Regions from separate parts of the Homo sapiens genome. Here regions 1 and 3 are each linked to region 2. The links are chromatin contacts, found by Hi-C or POLR2A ChIA-PET in ENCODE. All regions are on one chromosome and are shown on one strand. The core of a region is the stretch at or near the end of the contact, and the rest is flanking DNA. Distances in the headings are between cores, read along the strand shown. Region 1 holds the start of TBC1D14 (TBC1 domain family member 14). Region 2 holds the start of MAN2B2 (mannosidase alpha class 2B member 2). Region 3 overlaps TBC1D14 (TBC1 domain family member 14).

Region 1 (3,473 bases), core at 53-2,552, 330 kb after region 2:
TTAGATTGGGCTGCAGTCAGTCTCTCCCGGGTTTCCTCTCTGGTAATTTATCTGCCAGTGACAACCCTCAGGGCTCCTGGTTGGCAGGAGCCAAAGCCAAGTGGAAATCCAGGACTTCTGGCTCCCAGCGCTGGGTCTCTCCTCTTGCCCTCAAGTCCCCAGAGTCTAACGACAACCCAATAACGTCAAATACCAACTATTTGCCAGGCCCAGGGAAAATAGCAGTAAACAAGATAAGCCCGGCTTTCCTCATGGAACCCACAGCCTAGAAGGGGAATGGAGACCCACTGCCCGTCAACAGGGGCTCCTCACATACTCTCTACCAGCTCATGGAGGGCTCTGGGGCAGGGAACCTGGCTTCTGCCCCTCTCAGCTACTGACCCACCCGGGTCCTTGGGCGGAGGGCTTCATCTCTGAGCCCGTTTCCCGCTTTGTACAATGGCTCTGATCATAGATCCCGTCTCTGGAGTTTGTGCAATGTTGAGGCCAAATATGCAGATAACGCCAGGCCAGTGGCTTCCAAACCCGCGTGCACATTACACAGCTTCCCAAACTGATGATGCTTCCATCTCATCTTCAGAGACTGTGACTTAATCGGCCTGGGCTTCAGAATATTAAAAGCTCCGCAGGCAATACTAAAGTGCAGACCAGTTTGGGAACTACAGCGCCAGGCACCGTGTCACAGCGCGATAAGAGAGAACGTTCGGAAAAGCCCTTTATAGATTAAGAGACTGAGGCTGGCTGGGAGGACGCCACGGCGCCGCTCCCAAGACCACCGCGGCGGGGCCTGAGCTCCGGTGTCACGCAAAGCTTCCCTTCCGCGGCGGGGCCCGGGCCGTCTCCCGCACACCGGCCGGGGCAGGGGAGCCCCATCGATGCGCTCCGCCGCTCGGCTCCCTACGCCTGAGCCCTGCCCGCTCGAGCCCCTTCCCCCTCCCGGCCGCTTCCCACTTCCAAGATGGCTGCGGGTGGAGCCGACCAGGTAAGGGGCCCCCTGTCGGATGTCCGTGGGGGCCCTGCGGGCACAAAGGCCCGCTCAAGGCAGCTCCTCGCCACTCCGGTTGGTTCTCCGGCAAAAAAAAAGGGCCGGCGACGCCGCTCCGGAGGCCCGCGGCGGGCGGCCCCCGGAAGAGGGACAGCCGGGCGAGCGCCGAGCTCCAGACGCGGCGGCACGGGCGGAAGAACGGGCGCGGGCCGGCAGGGGGCGGGGCGCAAGTGCGTGGGGGCGTGCCCAGGGGGCGGGCGAGGGGGCGGGGCGAAGCGAGGGTGCGCGCCGCTGTTCGCCGCGGGCTGCTCGCGCGCACCTGCGGGTCGGACCCGCTGCCTACCGCGTGCCCGGCGTCCTCGTCGCGCGAGTTGCCGGTCCCGCGGGGCCTGGGCTGCGGGCCCACGGGTCCCGGGGATGGCGTCGGAGCCGCGCTAACTCCGGTACTGAGAGCCTCCCGCGAGGGCCGGGCCGCGGGCCGCGAGGGAGGGCAGGGCGCGCGGGGCCGCCACCTGCTGCAGCGCCGGCCGAGGCGGGGAGCGGCCGGGGCGAGGCAGGTCGCCGGGCGCGGGTCCTGCTGGGTGTCCCTCGCCGCGCGGCCGCGGCTCCTGCACGCCAGGGCAGCGCGTGCGTGGCGCCCGGGGTGCCGTTACGGGGCCTCCGGGGCGGGGGCGACTCTCGGGACTCGGCGGCCCTCGCGGAGGCGCGCGCTGTGTCCCGCTCCTTTACGGAACTTGACGAAAAGTTTTCCTACTCCGACGCGAGGCTCCCGGCCTGAGAAGAGGCGCCTCGGTGCGCCAGACCCCGACCCCGGAGCCCCCTTCCACCTCGGACCCTCAGTCCCCAGGCAGCGGACCCTCCTCCTTGGAGCCCCTGACCCCGCTTTCATCTCTGACCCCTCTACCCCTGGAGCCCCTGACCCGCGAAACCCCCTTTCATCTCGGAGCCCTGACCTCCTTGGACCTCCACCCACGCGAACCGTCTGTCCCTGGGCTAGGGAATCTCTCTGCCTCCGCCTTGGAGCCTCCCATTACCGGGCCGCGAAGACCCTGGCCCGGGGACTGTCTCGGGGCCGGGGTAGCTGCCTTGAGGAGTAAGTCCGGGGACTCCTGGTCTCCCTCCCGCCAGGAGTCTCTCTAGGCTGTGGGTTGCGGTCCTGATGGGAACAGCTGGTCAGGAGGATAGGAGAATGACCCTGTGGACTCCAGAGCCAGCCTCTGCGAGCCCCGGGGTGACCGCGCCTGACCAGGCCACGTGAAGTCGTTTCTGTCCTAAAGTTGCATAGGACGCCGTTTTCTCTAGCGTGGAATTGGAAGCTTTGCTTGGGAAGGTTTTATAGGCACCGGTGCGTTTTGCCCCTACTGGAGGTCCCTGGGCATCACCTTGGTTATTTCACGCACTGAGGCTAGATGAGGAGGGTAGTCGTGGTGGTGTCTTGGGGACAAAATGCTCACTGTCTTGTCCCCAGTATTGTAGGATGTTGGCACCTAGTTGCTGTCTTGCCTAGCTTTTATAGCGGTGGGTTGCCTGTTGGAAACTGGTGGTTGCTTTGTCTGGACCGGGCTAGTCCTTACAGCAGTCTTAGAACACTTCCTGTTGCCCAGTTTATCTGGCCAGTACCAACCCATATCTCAGTTTGGGTATGGCTTCCCCCCTCCGACCAACCCTCTTACTGCTTCTTTGCTGTGTGTTTGACCCCTTGAGATTGTGGGCTCCGCAATCCTAATGAGATCCCCAGTCCTAATGAGAGCCTGGCATGAACTTGGTGCTCAGGGTCATTGGGCGAAAACACCTTTTGGGAAACATCAAGGGTGTCAGCTGGTACTAAGGGAGACAGAGTAACTGGCTGGGAGCCACCCACATGGGGAGAGTCAGAGATGGGATTCAAACTGAGGCAGGCTACTGGGCCAGGCTCTGCTCACCTCGGTATCCTCCGCTGTTCCAGCACTTTGCACCGAGCTGGGCCTGATTCCTGTTTGTGCAACTGAGTTTTCACCGTCTGCCCCCAGCCTACCCTCTCACATTCAGCTTGGGCTTTGCCTCTCCTGGCTTCTGCTGTTCCCCTGTGTTCCTTTAGCCCCTGCAGTTCCTCTGCATTGGGTCCGCTGTCTCCACCCCACTCCCCGTTTAGTGGGTGAATTCCTGTCTTTCATGCCTCCACCTTCCCTCCTCTACTCTGGGTTGATTGCTTAGCTGGTGCGCTATAGAAGGCCTCTCTCAAAGTGGGGACACAGCTAGTCAGAGCAGCTTGTTTGAATCTCTCTCTCCCGTTGGTCAGAGCTTCTAACCTTGAGTCCCAGCCTCAGCACAGGGGATGCCTGCCGTGCAGGTCGGGGGTTGCTTGGGGAGTCTTTGAGACCTTGGAAAAGATTTGTTGTCAGTATAAACATTAATACATAACGCAACAGGATTTTAGGAAAGTGAGTATGTGTTTGTTAACTTTAAAAAAATTTTTTTTTAGAGATGGGGTCATGGTATATTGTCCAGA
Region 2 (2,980 bases), core at 116-2,615:
CTGAGGCTATGGGGATGCAGGGGTCCCCAGGGGGTGGACAGGACAGAAGGAGGAGGGAGACCTGCTTGGAGAACCTGTTCTCAGTTTCCATTTGTTACATAATGGACAAGAGGACCAGCACTTTTGCTCAGAGCTGCAGCTCTGGTTCCGCTAGGAAATGCCAGGCAGGGGCACAGCCAAGTGGTTCTCAGACAGTAAACCCCAAGCCACAGACCCTTGCTTTCTTGGGCAGGGAGTAGTGGACAGGGCTGACTCCAGGCAACAGTCCCAAACAGGCTGCACCAATGTGACCGCACCTCCCCTGAGTGCAGGCAAGGGGTGCTGTGCTCACGCTCTCAGCCTGGGTGCATCCTTACTTTGTTCACAGCTCCTCTATCGGACCCATTTCACTGAGGCTCAGCGAGGTTACCTATGTCGCCCCAGGTCACCATCCAGTAACCCAGAAAGCTTCTCTTGGCTCCTCCACTAACTGCGTGATCTTGGACAAGTCAGTTACTGTCTCTGAAAGCCAGTTCTCCTCCTTAAAATGGAGACAGTTGAGCCAGGCATGCTGGTTTATGCCTGTAATCCCAGCACTTTGAGAGGCGGAGGCAGGAGGATCGCTTGAGCTCAGGAGTTTGGGACCAGCCTGGGCAACATAGTGAGGCCCCCATCTCTATAAATTTTTTTTTTAATTAGCTGGGTGTGGCAGTGTGCCCCTGTGGTCCCAGCTACTCAGGAGGCTGAGGTGGGAGGATCACTTGGGCCCGGGAGGTCAAGGCTGCAGTGAGCCCTGATCGCGCCACTGCACTCCGGCCTGGGAGACAGAGTGAGATCCTGTCCAAAAAAAAAAAAAGGAGACAGTCCCATAACAAGCCCCCCATGGCGCCGCCCAGATGGGGTTTCGACGCCAGGGAGAGGAGGGAAAGGGTTATCAGGGAAGGTTCCTGGTGGCAGAGCTCACAGGGTCCGTGCTGAGCCGAATTTTGCACGGTAGCCTCAGAGTCCCGGAGCCGAGTCCAGAGGGCGGGATGCAGGTATTGCGAAGAGGCACACGCTCCGAGAGGAACCACCAGAGCGTGGGCTTTGGGCGAGGAGGGGTCTCCTCTGGTTGGGGGAGATCTGGCAGGCTTGGGGGAGATGGGGCTGAAAGGATGGACAGGGAGGGAAGGCCAGAAAGCTGGAGACGGGGATGGAGAGCTAAACCGCAAAGAGCAGGCGCCCTGCCCCGCTGAGGGCCCCGCGCCTCCAGCTCCTCCTTCCCGAGCTTCCCGGGGTCGGCGTCCAGCCGGCAACCAATGGGCCCCGCCCCCGCCCGCAGCCAATGGGCCGCGTCCCCGCCCGCGCGGCCGCCCCGCCCCTCGCGGACCCGGAAGTGGGCCTGGCACCTTCCCGGCCTGCCGCAGGGATGGGGCAGCTGTGCTGGCTGCCGCTGCTGGCACCGCTCCTGTTGCTGCGACCGCCAGGGGTCCAGTCCGCCGGCCCCATCCGGGCCTTCGTGGTGCCCCACAGCCACATGGACGTGGGCTGGGTCTACACTGTGCAGGTAGGTGCCGACCACGCCCCGCGCGCCCCTGAGGCTGCAGCTTCCCTCTCCCCGCGGGATCTGAGTGTGGGTTTGCGTCCCGGGGCCCGATGCCGGCGCAGAAGGAGGCTCAGTGGGTTCAGGACCCCACGCTGCCATTGACTGGTTGCGTCGCTAACTTCGGGCCAGTCACTTCCTGCCTCTGAACCCCCATTTCCCCTTCTGGAGGGTGGTGCAGATTGGAGGGACCCCTGCATTCCCGGCTGGGGAGGGGCTTGGGGGTTGACAGTGGTAACCCATTTTCCAGGGAAGCCTGGAGCAGGAGAGGGTGGGGCTGGCTTCAGAGCAGGTGGATGTCAGGTGCCCGCTGGGAAGGGGCCGGGCTGGTCCCCTGCGGGGCTGAATATTGGAGGCCAGCTCAGCGTCCTCCGCCCCCCAGGACAGGGGTGAAGGTGGACCTGTGGTCACCTCCTGGTTCTGCTCAGGACCTTGGGCGAGGGGCTTTGGTCCCTAAGCCTCAGTTTCCCCATCTGTAAAGGGTAGGGGAAGCATGCCCACTACAGCCAGTTTCCAGAGGAGAAAACCGAGGCCCAGAGAGGGTTGCTGCCTTGCCCAAGGTCGCTCGGGAATAACCCTCATGCCTCCTGACTCCCTGCTCGGTGCTCCTTCCATTCATGTAAGCACTCTGTGGGCACCCTGTGTGCAGGGCCCTCGGGACTCGGATGGGAACACACTACAGCTGTGGTCCTTGGAGCTCCCAGCCTTGGGGAGGCAGACGCCTAGACGCCAGGGACAGCCTGGGGAGCTCTTCCTCTCAGCACCAGCTTTCCTCATTTCAGCCCCAGCAGGCCCCTTTGGGGTCACTGGACCACACCCCGACTGAGGCCTAAGACTTTCCTGTGCTGCCCCTCAATGGCACACTCAGGGCCCAGCCCCCCAAATTGCACACTCAAGGCCCAGCTTGCTCACCCCTCTGAGAAACTGTCCCTGACCCCTGGGCTGGGAGGGCACCTGTCTCTGCCCATGTAGGGTGTCTGTTTCCCCGTCCCTCTCCCCCAGGAGAGCACGATCCCATCCAGTGGGGAGAGCCTGGTATGGAGCGAGTGCCTAATAGCTGTGTGGGGGGTGAGCAGCAGGGAAGGAAGGGCAGAGCCCCCAACCCCATGCAGACACACCTGGCGAATGGCAGGGGCCCCAGGGACACTTGGTCTTGTTGGACCGGGGCTGGCATGATGCTGTCCCCTCCCCAGGAAAGCATGCGGGCGTACGCCGCCAATGTCTACACCTCAGTGGTGGAAGAGCTGGCCCGCGGCCAGCAGCGCCGGTTCATCGCTGTGGAGCAGGAGTTTTTCCGGCTGTGGTGGGATGGCGTCGCCTCGGACCAGCAGAAATACCAGGTAATGAGGTCACCAGGTGACACAGTTGGCCCAGTATCCTGGCAAAGACCCAGGTGGAAAACTCAATGGGGCAGTTCTA
Region 3 (3,322 bases), core at 622-3,121, 420 kb after region 2:
TTTTTTCTTCAACCTTAGCTGGGTCATCAGACCACACCCCACAAGTTGGCTGCTAGTGAGGTGCTGCTGCCATGTTGGTATGGTCTCGTCTTTCCCAGCGTGATTCCTTATAAGCTGCCCAGAGCAGGGACTTCGAACAACTGTGCTTCTAAACTGACAGCCTGCAAACTTTTTTGAAATTATCCCCAGTTAGACACTTTAAATTGAGACTCATTGTACTGACATAACTAAGTGTAAAGCTGAAGCAAATTGTATTTATGTACTGTGTTTTATTGTTTTGTTTTTTTTAAAAATGCTGTTGTGACCAATCAAACTGATCTGCTGCTAGAACTTTGAAGAACCTTGTTCTAAATTCCTTCTGGGGGCTGGGTGCAGTGGCTCACGCCTGTAATCCCAGCACTTTGGAGGCTGAGGTGGGTGGATCACTTGAGATCAGGAGTTCCAGACCAGCCTGGCCAACATGGCAAAACCCTGTCTCTACTAAAAATACAAAAATTAGCTGGGCCTGGTGGCACGCGCTTGTAATCCCAGCTACTTGGGAGGCTGAGGCAGGAGAATCGCTTGAACCCGGGAGGCAGAGGTTGCAGTGAGCCAAGGTTGCACCACTGCACTTCAGCCTGGGTGACAGAACGAGACTCCTCAAAAATAAATAAATAAATTCCCTTTAGGGTTGTCCAGGGTGGCAGCTGTCACTTAAGTGGGCAGTTTATTTTACCTGTTAGTCTGCAGGGATTTTGACGAGCACAGCAAGACGGGCATCGATGCTTGGTTTAAACCAAGAGACTTCAAAATTTGGTCCCATGCAGAGATGGAACTTGGGAATGATGAGTTGGACTGAAGTGGACCGCACCAGTACTTGCCTGGCACACAGAAAGGGCTTGGCACTTGAGGGAGTGAGTGCCCAGCCATTTTACATATCTTATCTCTTGACCGCCACAGTGGTCTGTACAGTTGCTACTGTTTTATAGCTGAGAACAGACTGAGAGACAAGACGACTCACCCAAGCCAGGACCTAGAACTCTGGTTTTACTTCCAGAGCCTTATCCCTTGCTAGCCCGACCTTAGCGCTGATAATCCACAACTGAGTGTTCTTTCTCCAGTGCTGTTTCTTCCCTCCGGGATCCTGGGAGTGAACAGTCCTCTTTCTTCTTTCTAAAGTTGGTTTGTCTGGCCTGGACAGTGAGCTTACTGTTGTCACCTCCAGGTTGCCCTGGGAGAACCGGGTCTAGAGCAGGACCTGTCACCATTTCCAACACCATTTCTCTTCTGAAAGGGTGCCTAAGGTTTTGGAAAGGGCTTTGCCTGGGATTTCAAGTATGAGCAGGCTAGGCCACCTGTGTTACTTTATTATTTTAATCATGCCTTGGTCTGTGATTAAAACAAGCATTTGACCCTGCGTCTCTGCTGATCTGTGCACTTAGTTCAGTATTTGAGGTTTCGGTCACGGTTGTGAAAACTACTGAGACTGAATCTGAATGATGGATTACTTCTGATGCATGTCTGCCAGAGGCTTGCATGAATTCTGTGATGAGGAGTGTGGCTGCGGAACCCCAGCGCGTGGCCTGTGACCCAGCTTCCCCACTTGCCCGCCGGGTAAGTCACGGACACCTCTGGGTCCCCGTGTGTGTTTGGTGCACAGGGAGTGCTGGAGAAACAGCAGCCCTTGTTGGTCTGTGGCACTTGCTTTTTCTCCCCCTCAGACCTGAAACCACTGGAAGAGGCAGGAAACCATGCCTGCCTCAGGTAGCCTGCATCCCTGCTTTTTTTTCTTGAACCTTCGTTGGGCCATCTGACCACAGCCACAGCTTTGCGCTGGTGAGGTACAGCGTGTCCTTGTGCAGCTGTCTTGTTGGCGTGGTCTGGGATGGGGCAGCCCCTTCGGGGGGCTGGTGTGGAGGAAATGGAGTTAACCCAGCATGGTCTAGGGTGGAGCAGCCCCTTCGGGGGGCTGGTGTGGAGGAGATGGAGTTAACCCAGTGTGCACGCGTAAAGCACTCAGAGGTGCTGGGCTTGTTAGCGTCAGCCGCCGCCACTGTTTGTTGCTGTTGGTAATAGTAAGAAGCTCTGACTGAAGCGATCTGATGTTTCTGGTCATGACTCAAGGCTTTTACTTCCTTTTACTCCTACTTTTTGTATCTGTGCTGTTGGCAACTTGGCAGGGCTCCTAGATTGTTGTTTGGCACTAGAGCATGGTTTTCTGCCTTTCCCGTGGTTTCAGGTCTGAGGGGAGAGAAAGCTAGTGGCGCAGACCAACAAGGGCTGCCCTTCTCCAGCACTCCCTGTGCACCAGAGGCTGTGACATCACCTCATTCCTTCCAGCAGCCCACTCAGGGTGAGGCAGGCGGGGTTTCCCATTTTGCAGATGTGGAAAGAAGGCTTAGGGATTTGAAGTGAGTACCTTGCCCGAGGTCACAGCTGGTGGTTGGTGGATCTGAATTTGCTCCCAGAGCTATCTGGCTGCAGAGGCCACACCTAAGCCGTGTAGGACTCGGGCTTTCCCCTCTAAAACTGCACACCTGTGGGTTTGAGTGTATTCACAGATGATATTGGGCCGGCTCAGGGCGGCAGGCCCAGCCTTGCTGGCTGTATGCTTCAGGCAAGTCACTTCACTTTGAGCCTCAGTTACCCTGTCTTTAAAATGGGTAACACTTGCCAAGCAGATTGCTGTGAAGACAAAGTGAGTCCACATGCACAGAGCACACAAAAGCCGATGGAAATGGGCATCCACATCCTGCCATGGCTGATTTTGGGCCCAGCATTCTGGCCTTGGCATACAGTTCACCAGACCAGGCTCAGCAGATAAGTAGCACCTCATGGGGTATGTGTTACTAATTCTTGTTAAAATGCAGCATGCCTCAGAATCTTTCTCAACACACAGCTTTTGTTTGATTTCCTATGAAATTGGAGACTTTGACATTCAGGTGCTAGACTTGAAGCTTCATGAGGGCTAGTGCCGTCTTAGGTCACGGCTGTGTACCCCATACAGTGTAGATGTTCAGATGCTTGAATCCAGCAAGGAATGAGTCCGTGTTTTCAGTTTTTGGTAAGTGGAAGTAATTTTAGAATTGTAATGAAACCATGTTAAGCCACAGTAAACAGTGTTAAGACATGTGACCATATACATCCAGGTGTACAGAAACTGCCCCACCCAACTGCTTCTTGGTGCACGTCCTTCTCATAGCCTGTGTATTTTGAGGAAATAATCTATTTCTTTATACTTTTTAGAGGCCTTTCTGGCTAAGAGAATAATTGCTTGCCGCATAATTTCACCAGTAACACGCCTCTTGACAGCTAGTTTCCCTGAAATTCATTTAGCAATTTC

Evidence for each region. Hi-C counts contacts between places; a loop is a spot of excess contacts on that map. ChIA-PET counts read pairs that join two places held with the same protein, here RNA polymerase II (POLR2A). Pooled maps may share reads with other maps.
Region 1: a map of ascending aorta shows a loop between it and region 2 (16-fold over the local background). The contact joins the promoter of TBC1D14 here to the promoter of MAN2B2 in region 2. A Hi-C loop is called at or near these places in 1 of 168 maps with a recorded cell type or tissue (ascending aorta), 1 of 37 single-sample maps with no recorded cell type and 14 of 50 pooled maps. POLR2A ChIA-PET finds 5 or more read pairs at or near these places in 1 of 52 experiments (OCI-LY7).
Region 3: a loop to region 2 is called in a map of sigmoid colon, with 3 times the contacts of the local background. The contact joins the enhancer-like site here to the promoter of MAN2B2 in region 2. A Hi-C loop is called at or near these places in 1 of 168 maps with a recorded cell type or tissue (sigmoid colon), 2 of 37 single-sample maps with no recorded cell type and 12 of 50 pooled maps. POLR2A ChIA-PET finds 5 or more read pairs at or near these places in 2 of 52 experiments (HEK293T and Panc1).

What each region holds. Positions count from the first base shown.
Region 1 is chr4:6,908,524-6,911,996 of GRCh38, forward strand. TBC1D14 (TBC1 domain family member 14) reads left to right here and starts at 1,303. Exons shown (of 14, transcript NM_020773.3): 1 at 1,303-1,428. RefSeq lists a silencer at 670-1,729 and an enhancer at 1,970-2,039.
Region 2 is chr4:6,573,824-6,576,803 of GRCh38, forward strand. It overlaps MAN2B2 (mannosidase alpha class 2B member 2), which reads left to right and starts at 1,366. Exons shown (of 19, transcript NM_015274.3): 1 at 1,366-1,525; 2 at 2,755-2,901. The coding sequence starts at 1,388. LOC105374365 (a long non-coding RNA gene) reads left to right here. Exons shown (of 3, transcript XR_925098.3): 3 at 368-515. RefSeq lists enhancers at 1-330, 331-1,098, 1,099-1,867 and a silencer at 1,156-1,615.
Region 3 is chr4:6,989,805-6,993,126 of GRCh38, forward strand. All of the region lies in intron 3 of TBC1D14 (TBC1 domain family member 14), which reads left to right. Among named protein-coding and RNA genes, the nearest start is that of CFAP184, 52 kb to the right of the region's middle. Within about 2 kb of position 1,872, at least 16 of the 41 ENCODE cell types and tissues checked have a DNase peak (open chromatin) inside an H3K27ac peak, as active enhancers do; they include sigmoid colon, where a contact is called at or near this core.